Linked DNA regions of Homo sapiens: all the other regions are linked to region 3. A link is a loop called in an ENCODE intact Hi-C map of the cell type or tissue named here. Cell type or tissue: endothelial cell of umbilical vein. All regions are shown on one strand. Region 1 has its middle 270 kb from the start of DAOA. Region 2 has its middle 71 kb from the start of ERCC5. Region 3 has its middle 890 kb from the start of DAOA. Region 4 has its middle 890 kb from the start of LINC01309.

Evidence for each region. A loop is a pair of places that touch in the nucleus more often than their neighbours do. Peaks named below come from ENCODE experiments on the same cell type or tissue, not always from the same donor. Only the 100,000 strongest peaks of a DNase experiment are listed, where the experiment ranks them.
Region 1: a loop joins it to region 3, with 4 times the contacts of the local background. A loop is called at or near these places in 10 of 110 quality-filtered maps.
Region 2: it touches region 3 in a loop (4-fold over the local background); 3 of 110 quality-filtered maps call a loop at or near these places.
Region 4: a loop joins it to region 3, with 2.7 times the contacts of the local background. A loop is called at or near these places in 8 of 110 quality-filtered maps.

Annotation. Positions count from the first base shown.
Region 1 is chr13:105,191,462-105,199,461 of GRCh38, reverse strand. No RefSeq gene overlaps it. Among named protein-coding and RNA genes, the nearest start is that of DAOA, 270 kb to the left of the region's middle. In endothelial cell of umbilical vein, no CTCF peak of the experiment used is centred here; a DNase peak (open chromatin) is centred at 3,181; H3K27ac peaks cover 1,084 bases.
Region 2 is chr13:102,912,908-102,920,907 of GRCh38, reverse strand. No RefSeq gene overlaps it. Among named protein-coding and RNA genes, the nearest start is that of ERCC5, 71 kb to the right of the region's middle. RefSeq lists an enhancer at 4,450-4,559. In endothelial cell of umbilical vein, a CTCF peak has its summit at 4,733 (motif pointing left); DNase peaks (open chromatin) are centred at 4,697 and 6,777; H3K27me3 peaks cover 365 bases.
Region 3 is chr13:104,568,287-104,576,286 of GRCh38, reverse strand. No RefSeq gene overlaps it. Among named protein-coding and RNA genes, the nearest start is that of DAOA, 890 kb to the left of the region's middle. In endothelial cell of umbilical vein, a CTCF peak has its summit at 4,443; a DNase peak (open chromatin) is centred at 4,476; H3K27ac peaks cover 217 bases.
Region 4 is chr13:104,315,048-104,323,047 of GRCh38, reverse strand. No RefSeq gene overlaps it. Among named protein-coding and RNA genes, the nearest start is that of LINC01309, 890 kb to the right of the region's middle. In endothelial cell of umbilical vein, a CTCF peak has its summit at 4,834; a DNase peak (open chromatin) is centred at 7,217; H3K27ac peaks cover 2,373 bases.

The DNA.
Region 1 (8,000 bases), 620 kb before region 3:
TTTTTCTGTCCATGTATCTATAGGCCTCTGCTTGGAGTTTTAAAGGATATAGGAACACATATGACAAAAGTACTATATTTTCATTACCTTTGTAAATATCTTAGCAATAAAATCTCCTTCCCTATATGTAGATTGATAATCTGCTTTAATGTAGTTTTAAAATAGCATTTTATAATCAATTCTAACTAGTGAAGCAAGTTCTCTATGTAAAAGTGTGAACTACAGCAGCACAATTTACAATTTACAATTGCAGAAATATAGAACCAGTCCAAATGCCAATCAATCAATGGGTGGATAAACAAATTGTGGTATATATATCATATATATGTATATATATCATAGATTACTACTCAGCCATAAAGAGGAACAAAATAAAGACATTTGCAGCAACCTGGATGGAATTGGAGGCCATTATTCTTAGTGAAGTAACTCGGGAATGGGAAACCAAACATCCTATGTTCTCACCCATAAGTGGAAGTTAAGTTAACCTATGAAGATGCAAAGGCGTAAGAATGATACAATGGACTTTGGGGAAAGTCTTTTGGAAAGGGTGAGGGGGGTGAGGGATAAAAGACTACACATTGGGTACAGTGTACACTGCTCGGGTGATGGGTGCATCAAAATCTCAAAAATCACCACTAAACAACTTATTCATGTAACCAAACACCACCTGCTCCCCAAAAACCTACTGAAATAAAATAATAAATAAATAAATAAATAAAAATAAAAGTGTGAACTACAGACTCAGTATCTTAATATATTGATAAAGCACAATGAAGAATTAAAGGAAGATTGTGCACAAATAAATTGTGCAATCAAGTCACCATCCAGTAGCCCTGTGAAGGAAACAGGGAGACTTGGATCACTAGAGGCATAGGAATGTCACTCTAGGATGTGAACTCTGAACTGAAATACTTAAAAGACGTAGAGCTGGACAAGTCAGAGATAGTGGCATCCCATGGCTACTGATTGAAACAAATCTTTTCTGTAACAGAGTGTCACAACTTAGCATCACACAACTCCTATTTAAGAGCAAACAATGAGTTTTCAATCAATAAACACAAATATATGAGAGTTTGGACCACTGAGATTGAAAATCAGCAATGACAAATAAGTGAATATGCATACATACAAGTTTTAATGTGCCCAAAGACAAAAAATATTAGAATTTTTCAATACAAAGTATGGAATAATTATATATAAATATTTTATTTAAAAAAGACACAATTTCAAAGACTGATCAGCAGTAACACATTATCAGGGATAAATGCAGAAATTTGAAAACAAAACTTCTAGGCTGTATGTCTAAATATATATCATATAACATTAATTATATAGGTATATTTAATTATTTAAATTTGAAAGTCGACATAAAGTTTACCAATATATTAAACGGAGTTGAAAAGAAACAGAGAAATGGAAAATACAATCTAGTAAATAATATAAGATAAAGTGAAATATTAAGAGGTACGACAAAAATATGAAATAATCATAAAAATGTATTAAAGATAGAATGAGAAGATCACATACACAACAATTAGAGACAGTAGAGAAAATAAGTGAGAGATAATATTTGAAGATATGATGGCTGAAAATATTCCAAATCTCATTAAAACATAAATCTATAGATATAAATGGTACTATGTACTTGGGACAAATAAAAATAAACATACATATCTTGTAATAAGGATTAATTGGAAGCTATTATCTTTAAAATCAGGAGCAACACAAAGATGCTTGCTTTCTTAGATTCTCTTCAACTATGTACTAGATCATGGAAACAATGCAGGGAAAGAAAAAAAGGAATAAAAACATAAGAATTCGGAAGAAGTAACTATAATTATATTATCTACCTTGAAATTAAAAAGAAATATTACAGGCAGACTACTCACAATAATATGAGAGTAGCATGTTATACAGGTATAAGCTCACTGGAAAAAAATTGGCATATTTTTAGTATGTATACCAAAGCCAAAATTTTAAAATTGCGTTTAAAAACACATTTCATCAATCACATCTCAATAAAGCAGTCAGAAACAAACAGCAAAAACCTATTATGTACACTATCAATATAAACAACAAACCAACTAAAAATACATCTTACAAAATGCGTACAAAACATACGTGGAAAAAATGCTGAAACTCTACATTAAAAAGACCGTAAACATACAGAGTAAATACCATGCTCTTGGTTGGAAAGAAATAGCGTTCCAAAGATGTCAATTCTCCCAAAGTTGAGATATATTCTATGAAAGTCCAAATACCAACAGTTTTTTTTTTCATGGATCTGGTCAAGCTAAATCTCAAATGTATATAAAAGAAAGACCAGCCAAGAAACTAAAGAAGTGGAGGCTTAGATATAATCCATAAATAATCAAAATTTAAAATAAAACAATGAAAATTAAGGGAGAGGATAGAAGCCTCAGAACATACTTATGGAGTTTCAATATATGACAAAGCAGGCCTGGTGGGACCTGTTTAATAAACTATTAATATATTTTTTTGATGCATAAACAAAATGTTTTTGATGCATAATATATATATTTTGATGCATAAACAAATATATATTTTTGATGCATAAACAAACAAAAACATAATATATATTTTTGATCCATAAAACCTGATATCAGACTTCTGCTTCACAACACACAGACACACACACACCTCTTTTAGAAAATAAAACAATATTTTTCTGACCTTTTAATAGGAAAGTATTTTCTTAACAGACCCAATGTGCTAATTAAAATAACAGATTGAAACACTCAACTACCTTTAAATTTAGAAGTTCTGTTCAATAAAGGAGAGTTTAAAAAGTGAAGATGAATCAAAATCTAGAAGATATTCACAACATACACAACAGACAAGTACTGAAACACAAAATATAAATTATCAAGTCAGAGACACTTATTCAAAAGAAATTTTGAATAGTAACTTCACAGAAGAGGACACATGTATGTTCAACGTCAACAAATTCCAAAAACGGAGGTTACAACCACAATGAGAAATCATTTTACACTTGTGAAATAAGGGAATAAAAGAGCATAACAATATGAACTATTGGATAAGATATGGATCAACAGGAACTCGTATACATTTCTGCGGGAAGATAATGGTAGAACCAACTTGGAAAACAATTTGGCATTTGTACAGCATACAACCCAGAAATTCCATGCATAGTTATGAAGTGAAGAAACTTGCAGGAACCAGCAGATGGTAACCAAAGCAATCCCTAGCGGCCCTCATTGCTCATTAGCATAAGACACTCCCACCAGCGTCATGACAATTTACAAGTGCTATGGCAATATCTAGGAGTTTGCTGCCCCTCTCCATGGCAACCAGCTGGAAATTGCCGCCCTTTCCCTACAAAGTTCTAAATAACTTGAGCCTCAATTTGTATTAGCCTGACCCTTAATTTTGCAGGTAATTGAAGGAGGGTATAAGTGGAAATAAGTACAGTGGCCAAGAGCCCATCCTTTGGGGATTCTGGGAGCACTGCCTGTGAGTTAGACCTGCTCCGAAAGGAGCATCACGACTCAGTGAGAGATTGCTGTCTAACAACACGCACTTGACCTTGAATTCTTTCCCAGGTGAAGCCAGGAACCTCCCTGGGCGAAACCCCAGTTTGGAGGCTCGGTTGTCCTGAATCAGTTATAACTTGGAGAAATGTCTGCAGATGTGCTTCAGGAGTCATGTTCAAGATATTTCAGAAAACATTATTTCCTCAGAGAAGGGATGAATTATTTGCTTTATACTACCAAAAAGAGAACCGTTTGCAACAGTAAAAATGAATGGACTAAATCTACATGGATCATCCCAGATAAAGGTTAGAAACCTGAAGTTGAGAGAAAGTGATTCCCAGAGGACTGCATGCAGAATAAGGCTACTTTTGTAAAGCTTAAAACTAAATAAAACTTACAAATATGTTTCCTAGCAATGCATATGTATGTGATAAAATAATTTACCAAGACAAGAGAAAGCTAAATACAAGACCCAAGATAGTAGTGACTTATGAGTGAGAGGCAGGAGATGGGGTGAGGACGAGGTAGAAAAGTTAGTGCCAATTATTACTACATTCAGTTTCTTTGGTGATGTAACAGATTTAGTTTTTATACGTTATTTTTCTTTATAAAAATACATAACATATTGGGTTTGGTATGTATTAAATATTTTATATTAATAATAAAGAAAAAATTATAGGTGATGCATATAAACACTGGTAAAGGATTTACAAAAAACAAAAATCATACATTAGCAAATTTTTTGACAAGGGGAAGTAATATTTCTAACGTTTTCTTCCATAAAATTATATATAGTTTTGGAATTTCAACTTTTAACAATTTTGCTACTTGCCACTTTTATGTTGAGATGTTCTCAGGTATATTCATGAAATTTGGGATATATGCTCTGTGTCAATGGAAATGGTACCGGAACAGAAATTGGGAAAAATAGGTTCAAGTGGGAACTTTACAATTAACTCTCTCAGTAATTTTGGTCAAGTCTCTGTAACTTCTCTGAATCTCTTTCTCAGTGAAACTAGGAATTTAATGAACTGCTCTCCGAGGTTCCTTCCAACTCTAAAATTTTATGCAAGTGTGACTCTAATTTGTTATAAACACAAATATTAGAATAATGCTGAGGAAATTGGATTGCATTGGTATTATGTTTAATGGCTTCTGAATTATTAGAAATTATGATGAAAATGCTTTTTAAACATTTATTTGGCTTCTTTCCACAAATAAACTTATAAATAAATCTGTTACATAATCTGAAAAATGAGGATAATTAATATACACATGCCAAATATCAAGGCAAGAGAAATTAAATTGTAGTTTCATTATTTTGTGGGCGCAGCAATACGTCGGAGTCAACAATGTACTGAATCAAAAATTTAAAAGTTAATGTACTTGCCTGATGTAGTAATTCACAATTTACATATGAATTGGATTCAGACCCATTTTGTTTGTTTGTTTGTTTTTCCACATACAGGAAAGAAGTATTAACAACTACAAACTGGATGTTTTTCAACAGTTCAAAAACTATTTTTTCTGTGAAAGTTTTTACATATAGCTGAAAACAACAACAAAGAGTTTTGGAAGGGGTACCCTTAAGAGAAATGACAGGAGATCAAACATCAGATTTCTCAATATTTCTGTCTGTATGTCAAGTGAAATATGGGATTCTGCTTGATTTAATTTTTGAGATTCAATGCGATAATTTGTATTCATTAAAATACCAAGAAAGCCTTGAGTATGATTGCTTGCAAGATATGTTAGAAATCACTAAGCAATGTGAAAATATAAGCAGATGAATTACCTATTAAATCTAATAATTTCCCCAGAAACAGATTTTGACAGAGTTCTGACTTTTAAGAGAACCATATTATTACTTTGCCTAGTGTAACTGTCAAATGCATGTACAATTATGAAATAATTCACAATGTTCTTTCAAATGCAGCTTTCCCATTAGCTTATATTTTTAACTTATATAAGTTGGGTTTTTTTTTCCGTAAACGAAGCCAAAATATTTCTCCTGGGAAATACTTCCATTATGTAATTTAATTGTTACATTTACATTGTATTACTGTCTGATAAATAGGCCTTTTCATTGATAAATCAAATTTACAGAGACAAATGTATAGCAATAGTAATAAGAACATTTTAGTGTAACATATTCTCTGCTTAAAGCACTCACAAGATGATATTCTCAACATATATTCTACTGCTTATCTCTTACTTCCACGGCATCTTCATTTGGACCTACTGTGTTTGAAATGTTCCAGTCATTATCCAGAATAGCATTCCTAAAAAGAAATACAATTATTTAATTGGTTAGCTATATAAACGGATCAGTCATTTCAACAATACATATATCCAAGTCGCATTTCTCTAGTCTTCATACCTATAAAGCTGCAGAATGATCTCCCGCCTTGGCCCACTGAAGATGGTCTCTTTCTTCATGTCTTCAAGCAGCAGGTGCCAGTGAATGGATATCTGGTATGAGTAATCCAGTTTTAAAGCACATTTTACTGAAAGGTTTCCTATTTGTTTTAATAAATAATGCCAAAGATATGGTTATCTACTGTGGTATAACAGACCACCCCAACATTTAGTGACTTAAAATAATAATTATTTTTTGTGTCCCCAAATCTGTACTTTGTGTAGGGCTTGGCAGGAATGGCTCATCTCTGTTCCACAAGGCATCGACTGGGGTGGCTTGGCAGGGACCGGCATTTTCATTTCCAAGGCAGCTCCCCGACACGGCTGATTAGTGCTGGCTGGCAGTGTGTTGAGATCTCAACTGCGGCTGTCATTGGGGGCCACTCTGAGGGAGGCCCCTGGATTTTTTACAGTTAAATATGTTTTCTACTACATCACTTCATTTCTTTTTCCAGAAACACTGGCAGCTAAGCTGCATTTTATTTGTTAGTTTCTTCAATAATAAATATTTCACTATTTCTTCTAATCCTTTGTTTCCACTTATTTTATTTCATTCCTCATTTTATCCCTTTTTTCTAAATTCCATTTTATTATACTTAAGGTGCTTTTAATATGGTTATCATACTCCTGATAGTGTTATTTCTTTCTTAGTCTTCTTATATAAGCGCTATACGTTCACATTCCATCTCCTTTGGTTATCTTTCCATTTCTTCACCGAACCTCTTTGCTCTCTTTTTTTATAGCTGGTTCACTCAAAATGTCTTACTTTGCCATTTTTGAAATTTATTTTCATTCTTTTATGTACTGAATAAAATTTAAAAATACTTTATCATGGTGGGAGGTACCCGTGATGTCCAAATAAGTGTTTATATTAATTGTTGGGGTTTTTTTGTTTGTGTGTTTTTTGAAAGGTTAAGAAAATCTCATTCAGAAAGTAAGTTGTTTAAAAATTCTGGACCAAATTTACCACACATCAAGCAGATACTTACCAAGTTGTTTGGTAGACATTAGCAGTATTTACTAATGTCTGCTTCTCCTTGTAAGCAAATGTATATCTATATTTACCCCTGTTACTAGGAAAGAAATCTTGTCTTTGGCAGTGGAAAACCCATGGAGGGTTTACCGGTTTCTCTCTGTACCCTTGTTGCAATGATATGGTAAGCAGAGTTGTGATAAATTGGTTTGGTCAAACAAAATTAGAGGTATCTGGCTTGCGGAGAACAGCTGCTTTGCCATATGGTCTGAGACCCACAGCAGTTCTGTGTACATGGGAAATAAACTTTTATTGTATTATGTCTATGAGAATGTGGGTTTGTTTTTTACTGTATCATGATTAATAGAGATGGGTTAATAATTTTTATACTATTTCTTTTTCCTTTGACCATTAAGAATTCCATGTGACTATGAGAATTTGCAATACAGTGCCACTCTCCTTTGCTTTCATTGATCTACGAAAACATGAAAAGCTATAATCTTTAGAATTAGTACATCCAGAACTTTTCCTGTCTCTATTCCTATCTCTTTAATTGATATTCCAGGCTCTCATGAGTCCTTGCAGTTAATCCTTTTCATGTTTGTTATTTATATTTCTTCAAACTAAAGGCTGTATTCAATGGCAAATCTATGCTTGGTTAAAGACGGAGAAGAGGAATAGAGGTGAGTCTGACTTGGGAGATCCTTTCCATGCTCCCCCTGATTATGGTACCAAAGTTGCAGCACGTCTTTCAACAGCTCCTTTGCATTGATATTTTGGGAAACAATTATTTGTTCTGCCTTCTTCCTGCCCAGTGATATATTTACACAGGTTGGTGATGACTTGCCAATATATTTCTGCTGTAGTTAAATTAATTTATCTCTAACTTTTTTTAATCTTAGTGATTTCCTAAATTTCCTGTTGTGTTACAATTTTGAATATGTGATTTTTATGGGGATAGCAGCTTTATCAACTAAAATATAAGAAAGTTAAATGAAGAGCAGCTAACTACTATCATAAACTAAAAATATTAATATAAGCTATTAAACAAAGGGCAGAAACATCTACTAAAAAGTTTATCCTACATAAGA
Region 2 (8,000 bases), 1.7 Mb after region 3:
GTGACATATTATGTTGTGCAGCGATCGAGTTCCATCTTGACTTTGCCACCCTTCACAGTCACCGCCTCCGTGGTTTTAAGTGGATGATGCTTATATACATGGAGCCGCACATTCACCTTCATTCTCACAGCTCACCCCTTCCTTCTGAGTTCAGTTTCCTTCTTCCTGAAGCACCTCTTACACAGGACGTTTTGAATCAAGAACTTTGTTGGTGGCACACTAACTCAGTCTTCTTTAAGTGTCTTTTTTTATTTTGCCTCTTGAAATACAGTTTAAGTATAGAATATTTATTAACCATGATTTTCCCTCAGCACTTTGAAAATATTATTCTATTATATTCTAACATCTATTTTGGCTGATGAGGCTTCTTTTGGTTTAATGGTTATCCTTTTGTAGGAGAGCTATGTCTTTTTCTCTGGTTGCTTATAAGATCTGTTTGCCTGTGGTGTTCTGAAGTTCCATCAAGATGTGTTTAGGTGTGGATTTATTTATTCAGCTCAGGACACGTTGCATTTTTTAATCTGATTTATGAAATTTAGTCAATTTATGCAATATGATTCTACACCTAGAAAACCCTATAGTCTCTATCCAAAAGCTCCTTGACTTGATAAACAACTTCAACAAAGTCTCAGGATACAAAATCAATGTAAAAATATCAGTAGGATTCCTATACACCAATAACATTCAAGCTGAGAGCTGTATCAAGAACACAATCCCATTCACAATAGCCATAAAAAAATACCTAGGAATATAACTAATCAGGGAAGTGAAAGGATCTTTACAATGAGAATTACCAAACCCTGCTCAAAGAAATCAGAGATGACACAAACAATGGAAAAACATTCCATGCTCATGGATAGGAATAATCAATATTGTTAAAATGGCCATATGGCCCAAAGCAATTTACAGATTCAATGCTATTCCTATCAAACTACCAATGGCATTCTTCACAGAAGTAGAAGAAAACTATCTTAAAATTCCTATGGAACCAAAAAAGAGCTCAAATAGCCAGAGTAATCCTAAGCAAAAAGAACAAAGCTGGAGGTATCACATTCCCCAACTTCAAACTATACTTCAAGGCTACACAATCAAAATAGCATGATACTTGTACAAAAACAAACACATAGACCAATGGAGCAGAATAGAAAGCCCAGAAATAATGCTGCACACCTACAACCATCTGATCTTTGACAAAGGTGACAAAAACAAGCAATGGAGAAAGGACTCTCTATTCAATAAATGGTGCTGGAATAAATGGTTAGCTATATGCAAAAGATTGAAACTAGACCCCTTCCTCACACCATATACAAAAATCAACTCAAGATGGATTAAAGACTTAAATGCAAAATTTAAAACTATAAAAACTCTAGAAGATAACCTAGGAAATACTATTCCGGACATAAGCTCTGGCAAAGATTTCATGATGAAGCCTCCAAAAGCAATTGCAAAACAAACACAAAAACTGAAACTGGGACTTAATTATACTAAAGAGCTTCTACACAGCAAAAAGAAACTATCAAGATAGTACACAGACAACCTACAGAATGGGAGAAATTTTTGCAATCTACCCATCTGACAAAGGCCTGATATCCAGCATCTACAAAAAACTTAAACAAAATTACAAGAAAAAAGCAACCCCATTAAAAAGTGGGCAAAGGACATGAACAGATACTTCTGAAAAGAAGACATACACAGTCAGCAAGCATATGAAAAAATACTCAGCGTCACTAATTATTAGAGAAATGCACACCAAAACCACAATGAGATACCATGTCACACCGGTCATAATGGCTATTACTAAAAAGTCAAAAGATAACAGATGCTGGTGGGGTTGTGGTGAAAAGGGAATGCTCATATACTGCTGGTGGGAGTGTAAATTAGTTCAGCCACTGTGGAAAGCAGTTTGATGATTTATCAAAGAACTCAAAGCAGAATTACCACTTGACCCAGCAATCCCATTATTAAGTATATTCCCAAAGGAATATAAATCATTCTACCATAAAGACACATGCATGCAAATTCATTGCAGCACTAATCACAATAGCAAATGTATGGAATCATCCCAAATGTCCATCGATGGTAGACTAGATACAGAAAATGTGGTGCATATACAGTATGGAATACTATGTAGCCATAAAAAAGAATGAGATCATGTCCTTTGCAGTAACATGAATGGAGCTAGAGGTCATTATTCTAAGCAAACTATCACAGGAACAGAAAACAAAATACTGCATATTTGTTGTAAGTGGCAGCTAAACATTGAGTACATAGAGATATAAAGCAGGGAACAGCAGACACCAGGGCTTACTTGAGGGTAAAGGGTGGGAGGAGGGTGAGGATTGAAAAACTACCTATTAGGTGCTATGCTTATTACACGGGTGATGAAATATTTGTACACCAAACCCTCACAATATGCAATCTGCCTATATAACAAACCTGTGCATGTACCCCTGAACCTAACATAGAATTTTTTTAAAAAAAGAAAGAAATTTAGTCAATTTATGGCTTTAATCAATTTTCTGAAAGTTTTAGCCATCAACTCTTTAACTATTGGCCTTTACCTTCTTTCTCTTCTTTCACCTAGAATTTCTACTAGAAATATATTGGGCCTTCCAATTCTGTTGTCTACATCTCTAAACTTCTCTTTAATATATTTCCATCACTTAATCTTTCTGTGCTGTAATCTTGATAATTTCCTAAGATCAGTCATCTAGTTCACAAATTCTCTCTTCATCTGTTTACTACTCTCTTTAAATCTAGCTAGACTTTATCTTATCCACTGAGATTTGTATTTCAATTACTATTTTTTTCTTTCTAGAAATTCTATATGGTTCTTTGTTAGATACATCTGGAATATTCTGATAGTCTTGTTCACATTTTGGTAACTTGTTTTATGTCTTTAGTCATGCTGTTATCTCTGCCTGATACTTCTATTGCCAGACATGCTTGGAGTCTAGTCCCATTGTTTGTCTTTGTTGATTCCTTCAGGATGGACTACGTCATACCAGGTTGAGTCCCGGTTCCACAATGCAACAGTCATGTTATCTTGGGTATATTACTTATCTTGACTAAATTTGTTTCTTACTCTGTAAAATGAAATTAGAGACTAAAGAACTTGTCTCAGAATACTGTTGTAAGTACTAAATGAGATAATATGTAAAAGCCCTTGGTATAGAGCCTGAGCTCTCAGAACATAATTTTTCTTGCTAGCATTCAGCACTGGATTATCTCTAGTGCCCATCACAATGCCTGGCACTTAGTTACTGTTCAGTAACTGTTTGGTAAATGAAAAAACTTAACTAATTTATGATAAATTTTACCATTACAAATTATCCAAATGCTAGTAATCTGTGGATGTACCATACTTGTACTATAAATGCCTAACTTACAAATATCTCAAACATCCATTTATTCATTCTCTATACAAGAACAGCCATGGTCCTAATGATGAGATAAATAACAATGAACTTTAAAAAAAAAAAAATCCTGCTCTCATGCTGTTTACATTCCAGTGGAGATAAACTGATAATACATAGATCATACATTAGATAAGTAAATAGGAAGATGAAGGAAGGAAGGAAGGAAGGAAGGAAGGAAGGAAGGAAAGGAGGGAAGGAAGGAAGGGAAGGGAAGGAGGGAAGAAAGGAGGGAGAGAGGGAGGGACGGAGGGAGGAAAGCGAAAGAAAGAAAGAGGAAGAGAAAGGAAGGGAGGGAGGGAGGAAAGGAAAAAAGGAAAAGAGAAAAGAAGGGGAAAGAAAGTAAGGGAAGGAAGAAAGAAATCACGATTAAGGCTTAGTCAGAAAACTAAAGTGATAGATTGGGAAGCAGCTGAGTTAATGCTTTGGATTGGATGGCTTTACTCTACATGGATGTTGAGTTGAGGGCTGAAGGATAAGATCTGAGCCATTTGGTGATATGAATAAGAGCATCTGAGGCAAATGAGACAATTAATGCACAAGCTCTGAAGGAGCTTTGCCCCTTCAAGAAATACAAAAAGGTTCTGCACATGTATCCCAGAACTTAAAGTAAATAAATAAATAGAAATACGAAAAGGCTGTGTGGCTGGAGTAAGATTAACGGGGGACGGCCGGGCGCGGTGGCTCACGCCTGTCATCCCAGCACCTTAGGAGTCTGAGTCAGGCGGATCACCTGAGGTCAGGAATTCCAGACCAGCCTGGTCATCATGGTGAAACCCTGTCTCCACCAAAAATACACAAATTAGTCGGGTGTGGAGGCACATGCCTGTAGTCCTAGCGACTCAGGAGGCTGAAGCAGGAGAATCGCTTGAGCCCAGGAGGTGGAGGTTGCAGTGAGCCGAGATCGCGCCACTGCACTCCAGCTTGGCGACAGAGCGAGAGTCCGTCTTAAAAAAAGATTAGAGGAAGAGTGGGCCGCAATAAGGTCAGAACAGTAGCTATGTACCAGATCATGTAGGGCCTTGTAAACCAGAGTAAGGAGTCTGGAATTTATTCTACACATACTGAGAAACCATTCGAGAGTTTTGAGCAAGAAAATGTGATCATCCAAGTTCCATTTTTAAAATGTCACACTAACTGGTGAATGTTTGAGATGGAGAACTGTTGGAGGAGATGCAGCCAACGTGAAGGCTGGGCGGTTGCTGCTTTCTGCCTGAGTCCCAACCCATCCTGAAACCATAGTTACTGCCACCACTACCACTACCACCGCCAGCATCTACACGAAAAGCTCCGGTCTCATAGGGCCATCTGGTGGCCGTAGTAGGAACTGTTTGATTCCACGGGCTCTGGAAACATCCAAGTCTTTTCAGACTACCACCAAGATCTGTCTCTAATCAAATTATTTTAAGTCCCACTTTCAAAAGTTTCTGTTATCCAATTTATTTATTTTCTCTTGTTTTTATGATTATGATAACAATAGGATATTTTTTTACTTTTCATTATAAGTAAAAAGAAGTCTGGACTACACTCTAATGGACTAGGTTACAATCTTATGAGTGAAATTTACTATTTGTCATAAGAGGTTTCACGGAAAAAATGAGGATCAAATTCTCTCTCCCCTTAAAAACTACTTACCAACACTTCTGGAACATAACAAAGGGACAAATAAGATAATTTATGATGTTACTTTAGTGAAGAAGTTGGAAGTCAAGCTCATGTATATATTTTTAGTTCAGAACGTGGCCCTAGATGTGGAATCATAACATCTGGAACAGCTGGCGAGTGCTGAAAGAATCTCAGGGTTTTTCTTTTTCCTTAAGAAAGAAGCAATTTGAAAGATGAGGCTTTGTTTCAGAGAGGAAAGCTATTTATAACTGGTAGCTGGCAATTGTTGAAGCTATCTCTGGCTACTTTAGATATGAAATGAACTACCTTTTTCAAGAGTACAGTGGCCAAATCAGAAAACTCTCAACTTTTCCTTGGCTAATGCAAAGCACCTCTTTTATATTAATTTAAATGTGTGATGCCAGGACCTCTGATCCTCCTTGGAGAGGATTTTCCAGATGCAATAATGTGGCTAATTGCAATAAGCAGCCCTACTTCTCTCTACGTGGATATTTTCTTGTCCATCACGTTGAAAGATCTTAAAAGCCATGCTTACTCGCTCAACTTTATTCAGGAAACTTTGACACATTATAGCAAGTCTGTTAAAAATTTATTTCACTGGGCATAAAGATCTCTGGCTGCTTTGCTAGGCAGAAGTGAAGCAGTGAATTTGTACTCCAGATATAATTAGATTGACTCTTACTTTGGGGATACTTTTGGATCCTTCCACATCAAAGTAAGATCTGGAGGAGCAATGGCAAAATTCCTCTTTCTGGAAAAATTAACTGTGGTTTTCAGTAGCTGTTAGTGGACTGTAGCAAGACAGGCCTGTGCTCTTGCCAAGGATCTTTCTTTCCCGCCCATCCACACTGTTGTACTATCCCAAAGTACCTGGTCTCATGGGCATGCTCTACATGAAATGAGTTAGGGGTCAGCCCTGTTCTCAGCAGAGACTTGTCACAGAATCTTTCACCACCATCGGCAGCAATTAGCACTAATTGGTACCCTGTGCACCCGCAGAACAGCAAGGGCAGTGATGGAGTGAACAGGCAGGACAAATTACCCTTTCGCCTCTGGGAAGTGAACTTATTGGTTCTGTGCGAAGCTGCTCTGTTCCCACTACCTCAGCTGGGCCTAGGAGGTGGATTAAGGAGGAATTTATTCCCTGAGGCTGTCAAACAAAAGGATTGAAGAAGGTCAGTTCACTGAGTGGGCAAAACAAAGCAGCTGAGTTATGACCACGAAACAGCCATAAATAGGTCTCCACGTCCTCACTCCGTATTGCCTCACCCTTCCTATCTCTCCCTCTCGCTTTCCATTTCTCCCTATAATATTATAAATCCAATCAAAGCAAGTGCTCTGTCAGCATTTTTCTCTCCTTAGCCTCAGAGTGCCTGCTGTTTATACTCATTACTGTGCAAGCCGGGTCACCCCGTGGCTGGGAAGAGATGTGGTCATTTGTCTTTGCTTTGCTACTCTATCAATTCATCCTATCCACTTCACCAGAGATACGGGAGTGACGTGAAAACAAGTAAAATGGGACCTGTGCAAAACTTTGGTCTTTGCAGAATATTAATTCTACTACGTGCCCTTGGGTTTGTCATTCTAATATCTCTGCCATAGCTACTTTAAGTCAAGAGGTTAAAGAATCCTTGAGCGAATTATCAGAGAACAATTAATAATCCTTTCCTCTACTACAAGTAGCCACCAGATGACTTGGCATCACTCACAAGACAACAGAAGGCAAAGGGATGTTGGCATTCTGCCACCTTAGAAAACTCGCTCCTCCCTTTTGCTTAAGTCAGATGCCAGCACTCTTCTGAAGGCTGAGCAGAGAGGAATAGAAAAGGGAGTGGGCGTTTAATTAGCAAATTCACCACAAATAAACGACAGCACCAGGATATCATCAGCGCTCTTCTGTCTTCCTAAGATGAGGAATCGGTTTGAAACTAAACAAAAGCCATTCACTTTCCACCTTGCATTACTTAAAAAAATACTTCTTATCTGAGTTTTTAACCATTCATCTGGGAGGAAGGAACCTCAAAATGGTTGACCTAGAAATAATTCAGCTTTGCAGAGGTGTCTGAGCCCAGACATTACCAAAGCCAGGAGGGACCTTTTAGAAGCATTTATAACTAGATCGATACGTCAACTTGTCCTGCCCTCAGCTCACTCGAGTTTTTGCTGAAACTGAAAGAAGAGCTAGAAACAAACTGCCAGAAGGCTCACAGTTGTCACAGATCGTGTAAGGAGACAAGTCTAGTTTTTGTAGCTCCTTTCCCTTCCTAGAAGGGCTCCAAGCAAGCTGATGTGATATCTGGCCTAGATATCTTTTCATTCTCAATGGCTGGTAAAACACCTGATAGAAAATGCTCAACAACTGCGCATTACATGAAAGAATGGATAAATGAATCATCACTGAAAGGCTAGACGAGGTATAGACTTTATAGCAACTAACTGAGTTCATTCCACTCAGCTCAATGGATGCTCTTTTCTGGAGACCTAGAGCAAAATGAAAAATATATGACATTAGCCAGAAAAGTGACACACTTTCATTTATTCAATTGACAAACATTTATTGACACCTGTGACATGCCAGGCCCAATGCAAGGCAATTGTACACAAAATGAAAAACATAGACTCTGCCTCATAAAGTTTAGTTTAGTTGAAAAGGCAGAGATCAGAACACATAAAGAAAGACAAAGAGATGTGAAATAGCCATCCTAGACTACATCATGGAGAGTACAGAGCAGGAGGCTGCCTGCTCTGGGAATTTATAGAGGAGGAACATTTGAGCTGGGTCTTTGTAGATAAGCAGGGAACCGAAATGGGAAAGAGATGGGTATTCCAGGCTCAGAGAGTGATGGCAAAGCAGAGAATGGCTCTGATGAAGAATGGGCTTGAGGGAGAGGAAGTCACTAAGCATCATGTTGATAGGGAAATGGGATGGGGTGGAGAAGAAAGGAGGTAGAGAGGGTG
Region 3 (8,000 bases):
TTTAAGGATCTATTTAATATGCTATTAAGGGAGGGAAGGAGAACTCTAAATTAGCTAGGATATATTTTAAATGATTGACTCCCCAATTGTTACATAAGAGCAACTAACTAACCAACCCAACAAAACAAAGTCGATTTTACCAAACCCTGACAAGATCCCCATAGATTCCCAATCATCTCCTCTATCAGTTGAAGTCCCTATAAATGTTAAATAGTTATTGCCTGTAGAAACAATACTTCTAGGAGTTACTTGTCTGATTTTGTTTTTTTGTTTTGTTTTGTTTTAAGATGAATTCATATCTTTGAGTATCAGCTTAGTGTTTAATGTGGTCAAACCAGAAGTAGATAAATGAAGCTAGACCCTTGAAACTTACTAAGTTTATCTCTTTCTCTAGATTTGAATATATCCACGGTAACTTCTATAGGCATCTCTGAAAAACTTTTTCAAAATAAGTAACAAAAGATAAGGAGGTGGGAGAGAAGGCTTGAAATGTTCATTTTCTGCAATCATTTGCTACACATTGACTTAGGAGATTACATTATAAAATTTCCATGTATACTATGTTAGTAATAACCAGAAAAAACTGTTCTATTGTTGGTTAAAATGTTCTTTAATTTTTCTTTGCTTTTTAAGATAAATATTTTTCAATATCTGATTGCCTTTCCCCCATCCTTATTTCCTTATTTGCAGTCTTAGTTGATCTGTTCTGGATATTTTTAGATCATAAAAAAGTAGACAGAAAAATTTTAAAGTGCTCGGCAGGCAGAGAGCTCTCACAGCACCATCTCACTTCATCCACTTCTTTACGTAATTTTTAAGTTAGGTTCCTGCTGCTTCCAAAAGTGTTTCGACTTTAGAATCCCTGCCCACACAGATACACTATTGACAAGAAAATACAAGAAGAAGATGTCTTTTTATTTCATAATACGTGAATTCAGGGTAGAGCCTGGAAAAAAAATAAAATGTGGACAGAAACAGTGTCCAGGAGAGAAGTGAGGAAATCTCTTTTGTTCCCTTAGTACTTTCTAAGCTTTCTTTCATTATCTATGCCAAAGATGTGAGGTATACCCTTGCTACATTTGGCAAATATGGACCTGTTGATTCTATCAGGCAGATACTAGGATAAAGTTTGGCTCCCTACGTTCTTGGGAAATTCCCTAACTTGTTTTCATTACTGTAATAATGAGATTATTTATTTACTTGAAAGGGGTGGGGCAGATATTATTCAATTTTCTTTAGAAGGCATTGTATAGTTATTGCTCTAACAATTTCTTCACTGATTCCCAAAGTTAAATAGAAATCATGACAGAATAACTTTTTAATCATCTGACATTTAACATGTCTCTACTTCTTTCTACTACTCAACTCAAAGTAGAAATGTCTGCAAATTAAAAGGGGGGGTCACTTACACACACACACACACACACACACACACACACACACACAAACACGCACATGAACACCGAAGGGAATTTCCAATTTTCTAGCAGTTTGTGTTCCATAGTTCCACTATTCGGAACTTGGAATAATTTTAAGTATATAGTGGTGATCTATTACAAGAATTTAGCTTTCCCTTCATAAATTAAAATAAATAATCAAAAAGGAACTTAATAAAACACAAATAAAACTGACTCGTGGTTCCCCAGGCTGTACAGGAAGCATAGTGGCTTCTGCTTCTGGGGAGGCCTCTGGGAGCTTCCAATCTTGGTGGAAAGCAGAGAGGGTGTGAGCCATCTCCCATGGTGCGAGCAGGAGCGAGAGAGAGAGCGAGGAGGTGCCACCCACTTAAACAACCAGAACTCATGAGAAACTCACTCACAAGGACAGTACCAAGAGGGGTGGTATTAAACCATGCAGGAGAAATCGCCCCCATGATCCAATCTCTCCCCACGTGGCCCCACCTCCAACATTGGGAATTACGATTGAGCATGAGATTTGGGTGGGAACACAGATCCAGACCATATGAAACCACACTTATTTATCATCTCGCAGTTCTGTGGGTCAGAAGTCTCAGAGGGTCCCACCATTCTCTGCTGCGGGCCTCGTGAGGCTGAACTCAAGGGGTCAGCTGTGCTCTCCAGGAGTTCCGAGGGTTCTACCAAGTTCATTCTAGTTACCAGCAGAACCCAGTTCCCTGAAACACTAGGACTAAGGTCCCTGTTCCCTTTCTACTGCCAGCCAGGATCTGCCCTCAATTCCCAGATACCTCCCTCACTCTCCATCCCATGGGGCTCTCAGGCCATGACAGCAGATGGGTCCCTCACATCAACTCTCTCCCACACTTTGAATCTCTCTGACCTCTGCACCCAGCCTGAGCAAACTGTGCATTCTATGGACTCACCTGATTAAGCTATGCTCGCTCAGGTATTCTCCATATGTTGTAGTTAACTCATCTGGGACCTTAATTACATCTGCAAATCCCATCACAGCAGCACCTAGATTAGTGTTTAATTGAATAACCACAGGACTAAAATCTTGGAAACTTCCTAGAATTTTGCCTACAACAGAAGGTTAGAGCTTCCTATGGGCAATAGTTACCTTACCTACTTATCTTGTAATTGTCTCTCCCTGCGATTTTGCTTTAACTTCCAGTTTAAATAAAACATCACATTCTCTCTCTTCTAATCCTGAAAAAATATACATAATTTTGATGATATTTTTTAAAGTTCTTTTTGTTTTTGAAAAAAAGGACATAAACAGCATCTGCAAAAAAATCAATAAAAAGTCTTATAATAAAGCATGTCCTTAATATTTATTAGTACATGAATATAAATTTAAATAAATCTATGTAGATTCTAGATTTTATTGCTCCAGTTCAATTTTCTCTAGGCTCAACTTCCAAATTCCCAGAGCTCTCACCTTTCTCTGAGCATCATCTAAATCCTGGTTAAGACAACAAGAGCTTAGAGAACACCTGCTCTCATCAACGTTTGCGTTTTCTATTGCCCCTCCACAATACTGTCTGCGATTCAATGAACTACTAGCTATATTGCATCCCAAAGCCATGTCAAAATCCCAATGCTCATTGCTTTTCTAATATTTCCTCGTGGCTTTTTCAGAATTTTTTTCCTGAGGGGACATTTGGAGGTGCCACGGCCTCACTCACTGAAGCAAGATGGCAGCTACGCACCTTTGACAGCCTCTCTCTTTCTCTTTCCTTTACAGGCCCTTCTTTTCTCTTGCTGAATCTGAGAAGTAGAATCAGAAGACAAGGTCAAGTTCATGCAGGGACAATGCTCCGACGACGTTATCGCATAGATGGAAATCCACTGTGTTCGGGGGGAAGACTGGGCTCATTTTATTAGCCTTATTGGCCAGTGGCCTTGTGCACTCCCACTTTTGAGGATGCTTTTTGACAGTTGCTTGTTAGTTTATGTGTTCATTTGAGACAGGGTCTAGCTCTGTTGCCCAGGCTGGAGTGCAGTGACGCCATCATAGCTCACTGCAGCCTAGAACTCCTGGCCTCAAGTCATCCTCCTTTGTCAGTCTCCCAAAACGCTGGGATTACAGGCGTGAGCCATCACACTCAGCTGACAGCTGCTTGTTAATCATGGTTCTTGCACTGAATAACCTTTCTAGTTAGTGAGTGAGGCATAGAAGGCAGGCTTGAGGACTCACAAATTGCCCCACCTACACCCCCACCAAAAGCAACACAATCTCTCCTAATTCGATTGACACCCTCCACACACCCAGCTTGGCTTCAGGGAAGGAAAATGGGCTCCTGCCATACAATCTCCATGCAACAACTCCTGCCAAATGCAACACAGACCATAATGTCATTTATAATTTGAATTGTACCAGTTTAGACATTTAAAATATCTCACGTATTCATTGTTACATTCATCTTCGTTTTTCTCCATTTCTATTTTTGGCAATCCTCTAATTTCTTGTTCTCTTAAGTAAAAAGGAACAAAAAAATAACAACAAAAGAAAGCTCTTCAAAAATACTTGGATTCCGGTATTTGTGTGTGGTTTCAATAGGGAAGCTTTTTTTAAACTACTTGGACTAGAACAGAACAAAATATATGAGTTTGGGGGAAAAAGACCACAACAGGGGTGTGTGTGAGAGGCAGGTGCTGGGGGAGAGGCCTCAAACAGCAGAAAAGCTTTGAAGCCCTATAGGGCACTGACCTGCAAGGACTAAGTTTGAACAATTGTGTGGGAAGTTTGGGGGTTACTAAGCTAGCTTCGTAATGTAACTTCTTTCCCCTCTTTCCTTTTTTGACAATAGCATTCCTTTCTCCATTTCTGTTCTGTTATTTTTTTAACACATCTAAAATGACATAAAACAAACATAATACACAGGCACACACCTGCACTCACATACACAAACACACAAACTTCTGTGAGTTCCACAGAGGCCGACCCCTTTGCTTCAGTGAGGGCTGTGGAACTGGAATTTCATTCTCCTACGGACTTGCTCTGAACAACAGTTAAGTAAAGAGCTCCCACTGGTGGTGGAGGGAATTTTACTGTCCACACGAAATGCCTTTCCCTACCAGTCAGTGCTTGGAGACTGGATCTCCGAGTCACAGACGAGATGTGGGCTAATGTTGCTCTTTCGCCATGTGATGTAGCAAATAAAATGCCATTGTTCCCCTAGGTGGCTGTGGGTATTAGTCACAGCTGACGCTAAGCAGGAGGTGCGTGGTGTCCTGCCAGGACTGTTATTAGTTACAAGTCTGGATGGGCTCCCGATGCACCATTTTCAAGTAGCTTCAATGCTGTTAAACTTTTAGGAATTCCAAAGCTACTGCTCCAAAGCCTCAAGTTCCCTCACCTTAGAACAAAGATTGCTGCCTTTATTACCAGTCTTATGTTTAACCAGAGAAAGTACAACTTTTCCAAGTTTAAGCTTCTCTAAACTGCTTTTGAGGAAGAGAGGTTCTCTGCATGTGTCCGAGATAATTGTCAAATACCAAATTTGAACACACGTTCTGAGTCACCTGAAGAACCAGCCCGTGTCACTAAGACAAGCACAAATAGCTCCTCTGCTGTGGGACTCTTCACCTACCGCAGATGTTTCCATAAATATTTCAGCAGATACCATTTTCATGACAATTACCAAGAATGTGTGTGTGTGTGTTTTTTTTTTTTTTTAATTTACAGTCTATGTGAAAAATGTAATAGAAGAGAATAATGCTGGATTTATATGGGAGAAAAGTGTAGGTTTTTCTCCTATTTGGTGTCTTAGATTAAGGTACTTTGATACATCTGTCCAAACAGACATTACATCGTGAACAAGAAAAGATGGGACTGGTAGAGACTCAAAGTAACAAGAACAGTTTCCAAGAAAGAAGCAAGGCTATTAAATATTAGGCTGTTGCAAAAGTAACTGCGGTTTTTGCCATTTGAAAATAATGCCAAAAAACATAATTACTTTTGTAATAACCTAATAATTAGACCCAAGATAAAAATCCATATATACTCAACTTACTTTTAAATCCAGAGCTTATGTCTTTTTCCAATCAGACCTCAACATAGAACTTCGCTTAGATTTTCTTATGATCTGGGTTATGTAAACCTCCTGGGATTTATAAAACAACTGGATATCTTGAATCCTTCTCTTTAAGTCAGATCTTGTCAGCCTGTGATGCCACCTACAGTGAAATTTATTAAGTATACAACCTAATTTTGCTGTTATTTCTAGAGTCTATGAGTTATGACTACACAGCATAAGTAATGACTTAATTAAATTAATTTAAGGTATGGTGTTAAGATTAACTGCGCCAGCTCACAGTGGTCTGCAGTAATTGGAGATCTCATGTTGTACCTCTTTTTTATAATCACAAAGTCAGTCTCTTTAAATTACTCAGACCCAAAAAGGAAAATCAGGAAGACAGCAAGGGCAATGAACGGCATGGTCAGGAGAGATCTGTTGAGAATAGTTAATTAGAAAATACAAAGTTTAGTTTAGTTTTCAAAACATACTCTCAAGTACTGTGTCGTGTTTTTAAAGCACCAGTTGAGCTTGCTGCCCACCCCTCATTTTTTTTTTTTTTTTGTGAGACAGAGTCTTGCTGTGTCACCCAGCCTGGAGTGCAGTGGCGCGATCTCGGCTCACTGCAAGCTCCACCTCCCAGGTTCACACCATTCTCCTGCCTCAGCCTCCCGAGTAGCTGGGACTACAGGCGCCCGCCACCACGCCCGGCTAATTTGTTTTGTATTTTTAGTAGAGACAGGGTTTCAACGTGTTAGCCAGGATGGTCTCGATCTCCTGAACTCGTGATCCGCCCGCCTCAGCCTCCCAAAGTGCTGGGATTACAGGCGTGAGCCACCGCGCCCGGCCCCATCCCTCTTTTAAACTTTACTCATTTGTTCATTAATTAGTGCAAACATCATGTGATAAATGGTCTGCACATGCCTGCTTCATGCACCCACACACAACTGACAAGGCTGCTCTTGAAAAGCTGCCACAAGATTGCATGCATGACCTATCAGGAATCACAGGGACACAAGTGATTGTTGCTTATTCTTTGAAGTTTTGCATATTCCCAGAAACATCAAGAAGAAGGCACAAGGCAACCCTGCAAAGGTTCCAGCACTTTTCCCCCAAAAGGCTGCTGCCAGTGGGTTAGCTGCAGCACAGCTGTCCACAAGGTCTTCCTCCTGCCAGGTGAAACACAGAACCCAAGCTGCAAATATGGGGAAGCATGTCCTGGTACAGGCTGGCTTTGCCAGAGTCAGTGCTCTCTTTCACCTACATGGTAGTGGGTCCATGGGGCATGACAGCGAATTCAACAAAACTGCTCATCATGAGGTGTCATGAGAGCCAGAGTTATGGGGGCCTGTTTAAAGATTGGAACATTTCCTAAAGAGTGAATATCAATTGGGGTACACACAGAGAGCCATGCAGTCACACAGATTTGTGCATACATGATTTTAATAGTCCTACCCACATTACAGTTAGGAAGAAGCCATCTTTGTTTAGGAAAATGAATTTCCTGCCACTTAGAATTTGAAAAGAGTGATTCTAAACCTAAGGGCTTAAGGGAGACGACAGAGTTAGCAGGTGTAAACGGGACTGAGGGGATGCTAAAGAGAGAAGTGGGGAAAAAGGAGGAGGCAATCTTGGAGGAAACTGGAACTTACAGTCAAGTGGCCAGAAATAGTATCTCTGTAGAGGACTAGCTGATTAGCTTTTGAGAACTTGCATAGGATACTGTATGCAACCAATTGATAATAGAGAGGGTATTCCATTTTTAAATAAATTTTAAAAGATTTCCCTCTCCTGTCTTTGAGCTGTAAATTTGAGTTCTGTGCTAGGGAAGGTGCAACAGAAGAAAACAGCTGAAGATAAACTTTGAGACAGACGTGACCTTGCATATATAAACATTTGGGAAGTTTTGTAATTTTTGAGCTGGGCAATGGGCTTTTTTCCAAGATTTGAGGTAGCTGGTGGTTTATTTCAAATGTATCTAAATCCATGGGACTTGGAAGTCATTGCTGGTAACTGGATAATTAAGGATTTGGTAATTTAGACACTGTAGATATTTCAAATTAAAACAGAATCAATTTATTATTATATTAACTATAAAAGGGCATCCCTACCTACCCCAAAACACGCAACACACAACACACACACACAATCCTATACATTGACTTGATGGGAAATGGTTTGCTCTTCTCTCAGATGGGGAAAGATTCTATAAAACATATTCCTGTTTTACAAGGGAGATCAAACTGATTATTTTCCCTGTAAGTACTTTTTATACATAATCAGACACATCAATAAAAATGAAAAGGTATTTAAGAAATTATGTGTCCCAACCTCCTCATTTCAAAGACGAGAAATCAAAAGCCCAGGGAACTCTACATAACACGTTGGTGCAGGTTTGAGAGTTTAACAGGCTTGTACAGTTAGACACGTGGCCTGCTTTAAATTGATGTTGATGTATCATTTTGATGCTTTTAATTTTTGTGGGAAATGCAATAGCATTATCCAATATAAACTTACTTTTAACTGCAAATAAAATTTAACTAGTTTCTCGCCAATGTTC
Region 4 (8,000 bases), 250 kb after region 3:
CTCCTGAGCCAGAAAAGGCAGCTATCTAGGCTTTCAGGATAACGTATCCATCTGCCAATGCTATTTGGCTTTGCTTAATAAGCTTTAAATTTGGAATGTATTTTCCACCATTTCCCACAACACAAGACAAAAATAGACTTTAAAAATATATATGTTTTGACTATTTTGATAGATGTATACAATGTTAAATGCTTCATTTTATATGGTTCCACATGCGTGAACTACGTTTTTTTGTCTTTTGATATTTCTTACTAGGTAAATGTTACTCAATTTAAATATATATTTTAAATATATAATAGCTAATCAGAAAGTAAATTTAACATTTACTATCTAGAAGAAACTAATTGAGTTTTTTTATTATCATAATACGCTTAACTATTTTTTTGTCTTCTGATATTTCTTACTAGGTAAATGTTACTAAATTTATATATACCTTTTAAGTATCTAATAGATAATCAGAGGATAAATGCAACATTTACTATCCAAAAGAGAGATTTTTTATTATTATGTTTATTATTGTCTTTTGATATTTCTTACAAGGTAAATGTTACTAAATATATGTATAACTTTACAACATATAATAGATAATTAGAGAGTAAACTTAACATTTGCAACCTGAAAGCCACTGAGTTTTTTATAATTATAATGTTTTTGACTCCTCAATCTGGTTTAGCTAATTTGACTGATCCCTACTACTGCTAGTATTGGAAAAATAAAATATATGTATACATATATATATTCAAATTCACAGTTACAGTTATGAGATACAGAAATCACCCCAAACTCAGTTAACAATTTGAATTCTCTTAGGAATATTTAGGTAGGTAGAAATGATCTAAGTTATGATATTTTACATTACAATACAAAGTTTGGGAAATTTATATAGATCTGTTTTGAAATATTGCCGAACATGTGTTTCGTTAAATATATGGTCTCTAGGTACATGCTCATTTGCTTATTTAGATTTTCTGAAGTTTGAGCCTTAAATGATTTGAGAGCTAATTCTGGTAATCTGCTTTGGGATAATAGCACTGAGTGACACCCAGAAGTCCCAGCTGGAAGACAACAGTTGCCATACGCTTAAGGTCATCGGATTTGTGGCGCCTCCACCAGCTGTGCTCTAGAGCCCACTCTGGCTGCCTCTTTATTTCTACATGTAATTCATAGTGTTGACATTTTGGTTTATAATCATGTCCAAGTCCTGAGTGCTTCTCTGGTAAGTGCCCAAGCAAATGAATGTTCTCAGGGGCTATTTTTGAAGTTAACTCACTTTTTAGCCAGTCTATGGACAAAGGTCTAGTCTCCAACAGTTATCACTAATGCCAAGAAGTATTCATAGTGAAATTCCAAAATTTCTTTAGCTTGAATTTTGTCAAAGATTCAACCGGAGGAGCAGAACCAAAACTCTGTGTGAGTCTAATTAAGCAAGTCAATCTTTTCATTGAAATGGGTTCTGGGTGAGATGAGGTGGGTAAGTTTCCTCTCAGAATGAATACATGTAGTTTTGGACACCATTTTGAAAAATATCTTTGTGGAATTTCCCTAGAACTCTTGAACCATAAACTACTAAAATTTTTAAAAACTGAAGACCCAATCACGTACTATTGCCAAGCAAGTAGCGGCAATAGTACTTGATTGGGTCTTCAGTGTGAGCATCTAACATGATCCTCCAAGCTATGTGTTCTGCCTTCATCTTCACAGTTTTCATTATAACTTCTTCAGTTAATAAGATATTAACTTCGACCAAATTAGGAAATAGAGATGAAAAAATACACTGGTTTAGGCAGTAGATCTTTGTCCGCTGTTGCCATGGAACATCACAATATTATTGAGTCTTAATTAAGTGCTCACAATACACCATGAGATGTGCAAATTACTCAATTCATATTCTCCATGTTAATTCTAACAAAAATACCTATGAGATGTTATATTATAGTAGCAATAAGGTAATACTGTGGGTAATTGACTTTGGAAGGAACTGAAGCTTAGAGAATTTAACAATGGATTGCTTCTCGGCTAAAAATATGGAAGAAGCAGGAATATAACCCCCAGGCCCTAGCTACAGACTTTTCACCTCTACATTGTATTTCCTTGATTTAAAGAATCATACATTTTTTATCTATTGGTCATATCATTTTCTTTAGAATGTAATCACTGCCCCATTTTCATCTTTGGACGCCTACTTATGTTTCAAAGTCCAATTAAAATAAATGTACAGATAATTTTTATGGCAAGGATTGGCTAATTTTTTTTGGAAAATTTCTTACTAATTTTTCACCACAATTAAGAAGACCTATATTCTTTATCCCTTTCTTTGTTCACTACTAGACCATATTTCCCAGGCTCCTCATATCTGGTTGGGACCACGGGACTGTTGTTCATGGAATGTGGAATGTGTGTGGGAGGGTGGTTGCCACTTCTGGGCCTGATCCTCTCACACGTCCTCCCTACACATTTCCTATACTATCTTTTTCCACCTCTTGCCTGGAAGCACAGAATTCAGGAAAGGACACCAAGACCTTACAACATGATGGAACTAGCCTACATCTTCAATTCACCGTGTGCTTACTGGGAACATCTACATTGGATTTTTCATGGGTTTGTATCATATTTTTATTGTCTTAAGTCCCTGAGAATTATTATTTTTGTGTGTTTGATAGCAGTTGATGCCTACCCTGCCTAAAGCACCATTTAACCTTGATTACCCATTTTAAGTTTACAATGTGTTTTCACAAGTAATAGCCTATTTTAACAACATTCACATGACATGAGTACTATTAGTGATTCTTATAAGCTGCGGTTTTACCCCCAAATTTATATATCAAAGTGCTAAACCCCAGTTCCTCAGAATGTGACCGTATTTGCAGATGGGTCCTTAAAGAGGTAATTAAGTTACAATGAGGCAGCTAGGATGGACTTGAACTTACTATGACTGGTGTCCTTACAAGAAGAGGTTTAGACACAGACGCACCACACGGGAAGACCACATGAAGACATGGAGAAGATAGCCATCTGCAAGCCAAGGAGAGAGGCCTCAGAAGAAACCAACCCTGGGCCGGGCGCGGTGGCTCACGCCTGTAATCCCAGCACTTTGGGAGGCCGAGGCGGGTGAATCACAAGGTCAGGAGATCGAGACCATTCTGGCTAACACGGTGAAACCCTGTCTCTACTAAAAATAGAAAAATTAGCCGGGCGTGGTTGCGGGCGCCTGTAGTCCCAGCTACTCCGGAGGCTGAGGCAGGAGAATGGCGTGAACCCGGGAGGCGGAGCTTGCAGTGAGCCGAGATCGCGCCACTGCACTCCAGCCTGGGCGACAGAGCCAGACTCCGTCTCAAAAAATTAAATTAAATTAAATTAAAAAAAAGAAGAAACCAACCCTGCTAACACAGTGATATCAGATTTCTGCTTTCCAGGATTTTAAGAAACTAAATATCTCCTGTTTAAACCTTCCAGTGTGTGGTGCTCTGTTATAACTGCGTGACCAAACCAACACAGGGTTGCTATCCGATGAATGCATGAAGCTTAGAGAGAAAAAGAAACTTTGTAAATGACACGTGAAAATAAGTAGCAGCATCAGGCATCAAGCTCAGTTTTTGGGATGCCACCAGCTGACATTTAGTATTTTCTCAGACCTGTACAATAAAGATTCTAGTTTGATAATTTCATCTGATTTCTATATTGCTTATTATTTGTACCATAAATTTGGAATGTTTATTATACCATACTTATTTATTTTTCTATTTTCCTTATTATATTTTAAGCTTGTAGTAGGCAAAGACCATATTTCTAAATCTTTATATCACTTATAGCATATGGACCAAAGCCTAAAGTCCAGAAGAAGTCAACAATCAGACCTTAAAATGTCACATTAGCCGGGTGAATAACATATATTGACAACCAATGCCATAGGTTATTAATCGAAAATCAATGTCATAGGTTATTCATGTCGCAATACAAGTATGTAGCAACATATCAGATGGTTTCATGTAGTTTGCTTGTAAAAATATTTGTCAAACATGTATTTCTTCAATGTTTAAAATGTGATTTCTTTTTCCTTTTATTTTCTTACTTTCCCTTTTATAGCAAAAATGTTTCTGTGAAGACATTTTAAGTTGTATGTATAGATTGAGTCTGCACTGTTTTGCAATTCACACTTATCCTTATAAAAAACTTTATATGTTTTTAATAACTTGGAAATTAACATTGTTATAGATATTAGCATAGCCGCATATGTAAACACAAACTTCACACTTACCCTTTGCTTCTATATGTGGGATTAGAAAAACTCTGTTCAAATATTTATTGCATTACTTACCCTGATTCCTTTATGCATCCTATTTGTTTGATAATATCTCACTATAAAGGTCTGAGGCAGAGTTGCTTAAAATTATGATTGTCATGGTAACTACCAGCTACCACTGTAATGGTACCCTCTAAAATATTTAAGGCTGGAATAGCAAAAAGAGAAATAAAATGACTTTGTAATAAGAGAAATTAATTAAAAAATAGATTCATAAATCTAACATTCCTGTTTGTCACTTTTGAAATATTATTAGCTTGTAAAACATAAAAAAATTAGACAAAAATATATGCATGCTGACATAAATTAGATTTCAAAAGCATCATTTTTAATAAAGGCTTTTAACTGCCTCAGTCTGGAAATAGTCTGCAATCTGGTGGATAAATATGCAGCAAATGACAAATTAATATGTGTTGGCCCTCATCAACATCGGAGACAAATGTTATTATAATGTTTTGGACTCTGCTCAGTTTTGTCTGTCTGGAGAAGGCTGTACAAATGGCAGAGAGTCTGCAATTCAGAGGGACAAAGCTGCCCTCTATGTGAAAACAGTGTGTGCTGCACCATGTAATAAAAAGTGAAAGGTTAAAAGATTTAGAGGAAAACAAATTTTATTAATCTGCTAAATCCATTAAAACCCTTAAAGATTGAAAAAAGAACTATGTAACTGAGATCCAATAGGACCCATAAAATGTCAGTGGAACTAGTCCATGCTTTCCCTGTGGATTATCTACTTCTAGAATTCAATACTCAACTAAATGTGTCTCTCTTAAAATTTTTCATCTATAAGCTTTTAAAAATGGAATAAAATGAACTTTTCAGGAAATGTAGACTAATACATAGAAAATATAGACAATTAAAATGATTTTAAACATTTCTGATATCTTAGACTGTATATAATAATAAACAAAATTTTTCTTATTCTCAAAATATTTCTATAAAACAAATCTTTTTATGAGTTTCCTCAGAGTTTTATTTCCCAAGAAAACAGGGCAATTATGACATATGTAACATCAAGAGTCCAGAAACACGCTCATGTCTCAAATCACTAATATTAAGTAATATTTTTATGGCTTTTATTATTCATATTTTTTATTTTCTTTCTTATATTTAGATTGGCAAAAATGATTACTAGGACTTCATATGGAAAGATGCTATATTATATTATTTGATTACTATGGATTTATAAATAATTGTATTTTAGTCCCTGATGTATCCATTAATAGATGTATTATTCTGGACAAAAATAGAAAAATTTATAGTATATCAAACAGACTTCTTCCAAAGATTAAACATATCTCAGAACTAAAGAACACTTTTTCAGCAAAAGCACCTAGTAAGTGATTAATAAATATTGCGTATCCTTACTATTAATATTGCTATGATGTAAGTTTTTGCCTCGAAATCTGGAGCACATCATAATGACAGTACTCTTTTCCACTGAGATGGTCTTGCTTACCCTCCACCCCAGCATGTCAAAGTAATAGTGGTCAGAATATTGTGCCACAACTATTAAATAGTGTTTGACCCTACCATTTTCAATTCTGATTTTCACCTAGTATGGGATCACTACTATATGTTTGTCTTCAGATCTGCCTTCTCCCTTTCTGCTTAAAAATTGCTCTGGGAGCTTGGGAATTGAGTTTGTTCAGGGTTAGAGAAAGCCTAAAGCTAGTAATATTCTACAAGTGCATTGCTGTGTGCAAATACCATTAAAACACATATTAAAACACCCCCTATATAACAAAGATTTCCAAATTCTTGCCAGTGGCACTTTTGCTATGAGCTATAGTCAATACAACTAACTTTCAGTGCATAACAATAATTTGGGGGTATTTTGAAAGTATTTCATTATTATAAGAGAATATCATCTGCAATCTATTTCAAAATTAAATGACCATTCAATTTTTACTGATCACCTATTTTGTGTTTTTGTATAAAATATGCACCATGTAAAATATTTTATAGAGTAAAAGAGGGAGTTACAGTGCCCATAATGACTTCTGAATATATAGCTAAACCATAGATTAAAATAAAGTTAAGGCTTCAAATTTTCTATAGTCTGAGAAGATTCAATAGTGCTGTTATATGCTCCAGTGCATGGAATCATAAGAACACAAAAAGAATGAAAACTCTCCTGTATGATATGGTGGAGAAAAGAGGAGTTACTAGCATACAGGAGTTTCCTACCTGACTCTGCCATGTGACCTCGAGCAAATCATTTTACTTATTTATGACTCCAGACCTTCATGTATAAATTCAGATGTGTTCTTATTATCCAAGTTTCTCCTATCTCTGTAAAGCTAAGGTTCTATTTTTTTTTATAAATAGAGGCTTATCTTTAGCCTATACCATAACTATGGTGGCCCCAAATTAGAGAAGAGGACCAGGAAGCCTCAGTAGGTCCTGTGGCAGGTAGATGCATTTGGACTAACCTGCAAGGTAGCCGAATTCTACTCCAATATACCACAATACCCTCTACGTAAGCTCAAACGAACATATGACCTTTTTACTCTCAATGTAAGTAAAGATTAATAATGTCTTCTATTATCTTTTACATTGTACAGTTGAGAATGAGCCATTGTAAGCTTGATTTATAGTAGGTGAATAATAGCATCTTTGTAAATAAGATAACTGCAGTGCTTATATGCTTAAAAGATCCATAAATGTAACATAGGTTTCAATGACACTTTCTTTTAATTCACTGAGTAATTTAGGCACTAAGGAGAATCTGAGTATTTTTATAAAGTGAAAATAATGAATGAAACCAAGAGTTTTAACCAAACTACTAGGACTTGCCTATTCCGTGAAGAGTGAAAGTGGGGGAGGAAATGACCTAACACTTACCAAGAGCCTTCTTCTCTATGCCAGACATTATGTTATACTCACTATTTTTCTCATGCTCTAAATGTGGAATTTGAGGCATGAGAGGGTTATGTCATATGTCCAAAGTCAAACAACTGGTGTACCGTGCAACAAGCATTGGATTCCATGTAAGTTAGTCACTAAAGTTTGTGCTCTTTCTACTATGAAGTACTAGCCGAGTAGTCATCACCTTGGAATTCTCTAAATTTATGACAATAATTAAGTTAATTAATACCCAAACTTACCTGAAACTTTCTTTTTAAAATTCCCTTTAAAGTAAATTATGCACACACACACACTCACACACACTCATGCTCACATATGCACACATTCAATCAAATTATTCTCATAACCATAGTAGTATCTCAGATAGAGTCTTATTTCACAATATTAAATTTCTTTATTGTCTTTGGATGACTTAACATTAATATCATGTTATCTGATATGGTTTGGCTGTGTCTCCACCCAAATCTCATCTTAAATTGTAGTCCCCATAATCCCCACATGTCATGGGAGGGACCTGGTGGGAGGTAAGTGAATCATGGGTGTGGTGACCCCCATGCTGCTGTTCTTGTGATAGTGAGTGAGTTCTTATGAGATCTGATGGTTTTATAAAGGGCTTTTGCCCCTTTTGCTCAGCGCTTCTCCTTGCTGCCACTGTGTGAAGAGGGACATGTTTGTTTCCCTTTCTGCCATGACTGTAAGTTTCCTGAGGCCTCCCAGGCCATGCTGAACTGTGAGTCAATTAAACATCTTTCCTTTATACATTACCCAGTCTTGGGTATGTCTTTATTAGCAGTGTGAGAAATGACTAATACATCATCCTTGTAGGATC